Regions from separate parts of the Homo sapiens genome. Here region 1 is linked to region 2. A link is an interaction called in ENCODE POLR2A ChIA-PET data of the cell type or tissue named here. Cell type or tissue: B cell. All regions are shown on one strand. Each heading gives the region's core, and the rest is flanking DNA. Links, peaks and the distances in the headings are about the cores only. Region 1 has its middle 2.0 kb from the start of CLLU1-AS1. Region 2 overlaps BTG1-DT (BTG1 divergent transcript).

What was found. Peaks named below come from ENCODE experiments on the same cell type or tissue, not always from the same donor. Only the 100,000 strongest peaks of a DNase experiment are listed, where the experiment ranks them.
Region 1: POLR2A ChIA-PET joins it to region 2 with 10 read pairs; 18 of 35 experiments call an interaction of 5 or more read pairs at or near these places.

What each region holds. Positions count from the first base shown.
Region 1 is chr12:92,433,562-92,436,480 of GRCh38, reverse strand. No RefSeq gene overlaps it. Among named protein-coding and RNA genes, the nearest start is that of CLLU1-AS1, 2.0 kb to the right of the region's middle. RefSeq lists enhancers at 1,688-1,747, 1,768-1,827. In B cell, for the core only: no CTCF peak of the experiment used is centred there; a DNase peak (open chromatin) is centred at 1,620; H3K4me3 peaks cover 396 bases; H3K27ac peaks cover 2,500 bases.
Region 2 is chr12:92,153,733-92,156,651 of GRCh38, reverse strand. All of the region lies in intron 2 of BTG1-DT (BTG1 divergent transcript), which reads right to left. Among named protein-coding and RNA genes, the nearest start is that of BTG1-DT, 9.1 kb to the right of the region's middle. In B cell, for the core only: no CTCF peak of the experiment used is centred there; no DNase peak of the experiment used is centred there; H3K4me3 peaks cover 1,221 bases; H3K27ac peaks cover 2,500 bases.

The DNA.
Region 1 (2,919 bases), core at 94-2,593, 280 kb before region 2:
TGGAGCATTAAATGCATTTTTCAACTAGGTGCAGTAGTTGATGCCTGTAATCTCAGCCCTTTGGCAGAGCAAGGCAGGAGAATTGCTTTTAGCCCAAGAGTTCAAGACCAGCCTAGGCAATATAGTGAGACATTGTCTCTACTAAAAGAAAGATGAAAGGAAAGAAAGAAAAAGAAAGAAAGAAAGAATGAATGAATGAAAGAAAGAAAGAAAGAGAAAGAAAGATTAAAAAATAAAAAATACAATAAAATACATTTCTGACATAATATCTTCTACTTATCATGAGCTTTTCAGAATGAACTCCATCATAAGTGGAGGAACATCTGTATAGGCATTTCAAAAGGTAATGAGAAAACAAATTCATTCACTTTCCAAGTTGGTATTGGGCACCTACCAATGTGCCAGGCATTCAGAGTAAGTGGCATAGAAGGTGGAATAGGACAAAGCCACTGAAACACAAGTAGCCGTGCAATAGGGTCCACACTGCATACCAAAAAGAGGCAGGGCGTAAATATGCAAACATATGAAATGACCACTGACAGCAGAAGGCTTAACAACAAAATGACAACACTAACAACAATGCCATGAACTGTTCCAGACACTGGGTTCCTCACAGTCTAGTGGAGAAGGCCATGGAAAGGGCTGTGAGAGGGCCAAGGGCACTGAGGGAGGCCTTCTTAGTAAGGATGTCATACAGATTGCCACAGAAGGAAGAATCCCTTGGATGCAAAGGCAATGGCACGGGCAAGAGCAGAGTGGTGAAAATGGGTGTGCCCGGGTGTCAGTGAATGGTTTAATTTGGTGTGTGGCCGTTTCCCATATACGTGGGTCTGCTCAGTCAAAGAAAGCTGGCCTTAATCTGAAACAAAAATCAAATAATCGACAGAGTGAGACTCCATCACAAAAAAAAGAAATCAAATAATCATAGAGGAATAGAACAAAGAGAAAAGACGATCCAATCCTCTCATTCCTGTACTATCACTCTTTCCTATAGCTCATTCTATAACCTCAGGAAAGACCATCACTGGAGATGTTATTAGGGCCACTAGGATAAACTTTGGACCAGATAGTTTAGGCCAATCCTAATTTCATACATTCTATCCAATTATCCCCAGTATTCCCATTAATACACTCACACATGTAGGCTGAGAAACACTTAGAAACTTCCCTGTAGAGAAACATCTTCACCACTGGCCTTCCTTTGGGCCATTAGTTAAGATGGCCAGAAGGGGGTAAATACAAATCCATATTCATGTTATCAAAGAGAACAGCACAGCTCCAGAGGAACAAAACCCATGAATAGAAATGCTCCAGCCCAGGCAACATAGTGAGACTGTCTCTAGTAAAAATTAAAAAATTAGTCGGGCATGATAGCACATGCCTGTAGTCCCAGCTACTTGGGAGGCCAAGGTGAGAGGATTGCTTAAACACAGGAGGTTGAGGCTGCAGTGAGCTATGACCTTGCCACTGCACTCCAGCCTGGGCAACCAAGCAAGACCCTGTCTCTAAAGAAAGAGGAAGGAGAAAAAAGAGGAAGAAGAAGAAGAAGGAGGAGGAGGAGGAGGAGGAGAAAAGGGGAGAGGGGGGAGGGGGAAGGGAGACAGGAAGAAAAAGAATAAGAAAGAAATGCTTTGTTTGGTGTGGTAGAGGTGGAGAAGCATCATCCAGCTCCCTCTTGAAGGACTTGCCACCCAGCTGTGGGTAGTGAGATGAGCAAACCACTTTTGGCTGTCAGCCCCTTCTGATTGACCTCATCTGCAGACAGCCATCTTGCCCAGTCAAACCCTTCCCAGGTCAGCTTGCATCTGACAACTGAACGAGGCAGAAGCAGAAACACCCAGCAATGTTGACCTGACCCAGGTCAGCTCTAACACGTGACACTCATTCCTGAGCTCTGTGCAGGGTGGGCTGAGGTTTTCATTGTGTCACAGCTTGGCTTCTCACTGAGCCCAGTCCCACATCTTCCCCTCTTCCTTTCACAAGAGTCGATTCCTATTAAATGTCTTGTAACTCGAACTCTGTCTGTATGTTTGCTTCAGAAAATCTAAACCTGTGACGGTTAGAAATGGGGGTGGGTCAGAAAAATTTCAGGCAAGGAGCTTGTACCAGGAGAAGAGTGAAGAATCCCATACCCCTAGGAGGCCATGTGGATGTCTGGAGATGGAGAGGTATATCAATAGGGAAGGGGGACCCAATAAGGGTCAGAGGTCTCTGATGTATGTTAGAGAAGAAGGAATTTATTCCTTTCTTCATTCAATGATCACTTGTAGGGAAGACACTAGGGTAGGCGCTGAACTATGGGGATAAAAAGACACATTCCTGATCTCAAGGAGTTACAGACCAGACCCTTACACTCAGAGAAATGCAAACTTCCTAGAACTGGAATGTTTCAGGCAATAAAGCTTTTTGGAGATTAACTTAGATCTAAAGATGGTTTAGATACTTCAAAAATCTAGACCTCTCAAACAAAAGAAAAAGGAAATTCACCCATCTAATCCCATCTAATTCCCAGTAGCACTCTGAGAAGACCTAGAAGAGACAGCAGTTCAAAGACCCTTTTTGTTTTCTATTTACTTCTTAATCCAAGAGCCATACAGCATTGTTTATAAGAATAAATTCTAATAGAAGTCACTATCTTCCAGCTCCTATACACACCATAAAATAATTAATAATAATAGTAATAAAAATGAGGCCCAGAAACACCAATTAAAGTGGCCCAAGAGTAGTGTGGCAAAATTCAGGTGTCTTGACTCTGTATTGTCTCCCTAATCTTAATTGTGACCTTGGCCTCTCTAGTAAAAAAGGTATGAGATGCTCCCAGAAAAGGATAAATAAATGTAAAATTATAATAACTGAATCCCTGGCAGTCTCCTATCAAGGGCAAAAATAAAGAAGATATAAAGAAATATGCTCTGTAAC
Region 2 (2,919 bases), core at 275-2,774:
GACACTTATATACCCTTTTTCAAGGGGAGATGGGGAATGTATATAATTGTTGTGATAGGTATTAAGTCATTAGGGAGAATGGATAGATTAGGGAGGCTGAAGGCAGACATTATGGGAAGGTGAGGAGTGGAGCTGGGCAAGAACAACCATTGTCATATTTCACAGATAGAGTCCCCCAGGTAATTTCTTGGAGCTGCACTCAGAAGAATAGATGAAAAATCTGTCTTAGCATAGTAACTCCAGTCTCTGCTCTTCTCTGGTGGTTGCTCTTTCCTGGTTATTTGACCAGATTTCTTGGAAGGGAGTATTAAGACAACTGCACTTAAGCTCTCTTAGTCAGATAAGGACATTCCAGAGTCTCTCTTGGTGCTTTGGGAAAGAGGATATGAGAGGCAGGGAGAAAGGAGAAAGGTCACAGAGAGACCGTGGTTCTGAGGCTAATTTTTCAGGACTTTCAATTTCCAAAGCAGTCAGTATGGCAAAGTGTCATATTTTGGGGAATTGTTTTCTTCGACCCAACAACATTCAACCACATCAGATTGTGAATACAGCTCTCCCTGGGTATCCTCAGAGAATTGGGTCCCTGACCTCCAAGGATACCAAAATTCAAAGATGCCCCAGTCCTTAATATAAAATGGCATAGTATGTGCATACAACCTATGCACATCCTCTTGTATACAGTCATGCATTGCTTAAAGTTCTAAGAAATGCGTCAGTAGGCGATTTCATCATGTGCAGACATCATAGAGTGTGTTTACACAAAGTTAGATGGTAGAGTCTGCTACACACCTAAGGCATATGGTATATGGCCTATTGCTCCTAGGCTACAAACCTATGCATCATGTTAAGGTACTGAATATTGCAGACAATTGTAACACAATGGTATTTGTGTATCTAAACATAATGATATTTATAAGACGAACTGTAAAATTACGGTATTATAATTTTAGGGGAAGAATCTTCTTACAAGTGGCCTCTAATTAACTGAAATGTCATTATGCAGCTCATGACTGTAATTTAAATCATCTCTAGATTGCTTACAATACTTAATAAAATGTAAATGCTATGTAAAGAGTTTTTATACTGTATTTTAAAATTTTGTATTATTTTTATTGTTGTATTATTTTTTTTTGTTTTGTTTTTTCAGAATATTTTCCTTTTCTTTTCTTTGTTTTTGAGACAGGGTCTCCCTCTGTTGCCCAGGCTAGAGTGCAGTGGCGTGATCTTTGTTCACTGTAACCTTTGCTTCCCAGTCTCAAGCCATCCTCCTACCTCAGCCTCCCAAGTATCTGAAACTACCATGCCTAATGTTTGTATTTTTTGTAGAGATGGGGTATCGCCATGTTGCCCAGGGTGGTCTTGAACTCCTGAGCTCAAGTGATCCTCCCACCTCAGCCTCCCAAAGTGCGGGAATTACAGCTGTGAGCCACTGTGCCAGAGATTTTTCCAAATATTTTCAATCTATGGTTGGTTGAATTCATGAGTGCAGAACTTGAGGATTCAGAAGGCCCACTATATTATCTAGCTGAAGACTGCTTCTGCTTCACTTAGGGAAAATAAGTATTTATTAAGTAAATGGATGAGAGAACACAAAATAGTGGGGAGGCTATCACTTTATCCTCATCCTCATCCTCATCAGAAAATACATGTAATTTGGCCGGTGCGGTGGCTCATGCCTGTAATCCCAGCACTTTGGGAGGCTGAGGCAGGTGGATCACTTGAGGTCAGGAGTTAGAGACCAGCCTGGCCAACAGGGTGAAACTCCATCTCTACTAAGAATACAAAAATTAGCCGGACATGGTAGCTCACGCCTGTAGTCCCAGCTACTCAGGAGGCTGAGGCACGAGAATCACTTGAAATTGGGAGGTGGAGGTTGCAGTGAGCTGAGATCATGCCACTGCACTCCAGCGTGGGCAACAGGGTAAGACTTGGTCTCAAAAGAAAAATACATGCTCTTTGATATGCCAGTCATAACTATTTTTTTTCTTTAGAAAACTTTTCTTCCATGGCTAGAACATAGTCTTTTCAGGAATTTAAGTGTCTAACTTGCTATGCCCCATTAAGTGAATATATCCTAAATTGTATTTACTAGTAGGATTTCAATCCTTGAATTCCCGCTGATGTATATTCAGATGCATGAGAGTCCACATCTTTTCCACAATCATGTTGGATATCTATATGTAGGCCTTCTATATTTATATTTATTTGTTTTGTTATACAGTACTTCTGCAACATGAATGTTCTTTTTTTTTAGTTGACTACCTAGTTTAAAGAGAATGTTGTGACTTCATCTTTTTTTGTTTGTTTGTTTGAGACGGAGTCTCGCTCTGTGGCCTAGGGTGGAGTGCAGTGGCTGCATCTCAGCTCACCGCAAGCTCCACCTCCTGGGTTCACACCATTCTCCTGCCTCAGCCTCCTGAGTAGCTGGGATTACAGGTGCCCGCCACCACACCCGGCTAATTTTTTGTATTTTTAGTAGAGACAGGAGTCTCGCTCCTCTGTCTCTGTCTCTGTCACCATGAGACAGGGACACCATGAGACACCATGGTGACAGAGTCTCTGTCTCTGTCACCATGTTAGCCAGGATGGTCTCGATCTCCTGAGCTCGAGATCTGCCCTCCTTGGCCTCACAAAGTGTTGCGATTACAGGCCTGAGCCACCGCGCCCGGCTGTGACTTCATCTTAATGCACCTAAATTCTAATCTACTTTGAGATTTTAAATTTGAGTTTCCATAAAGACAAACAAACAAACAAAAAAAGCAAAAAAACAAGTTGCTGTTTTGTTTTCTTCTTCTTTTTTTTTTTTTTTAAGAGACAGGGTCCTGCTTTGTTGCCCAGGCTGGAGTGCAGTGGCACCATCATAGTTTACTGTAGCCTCAAATTCCTGGACTCAAGCAATCCTACTGCCTCAGCCTCCCA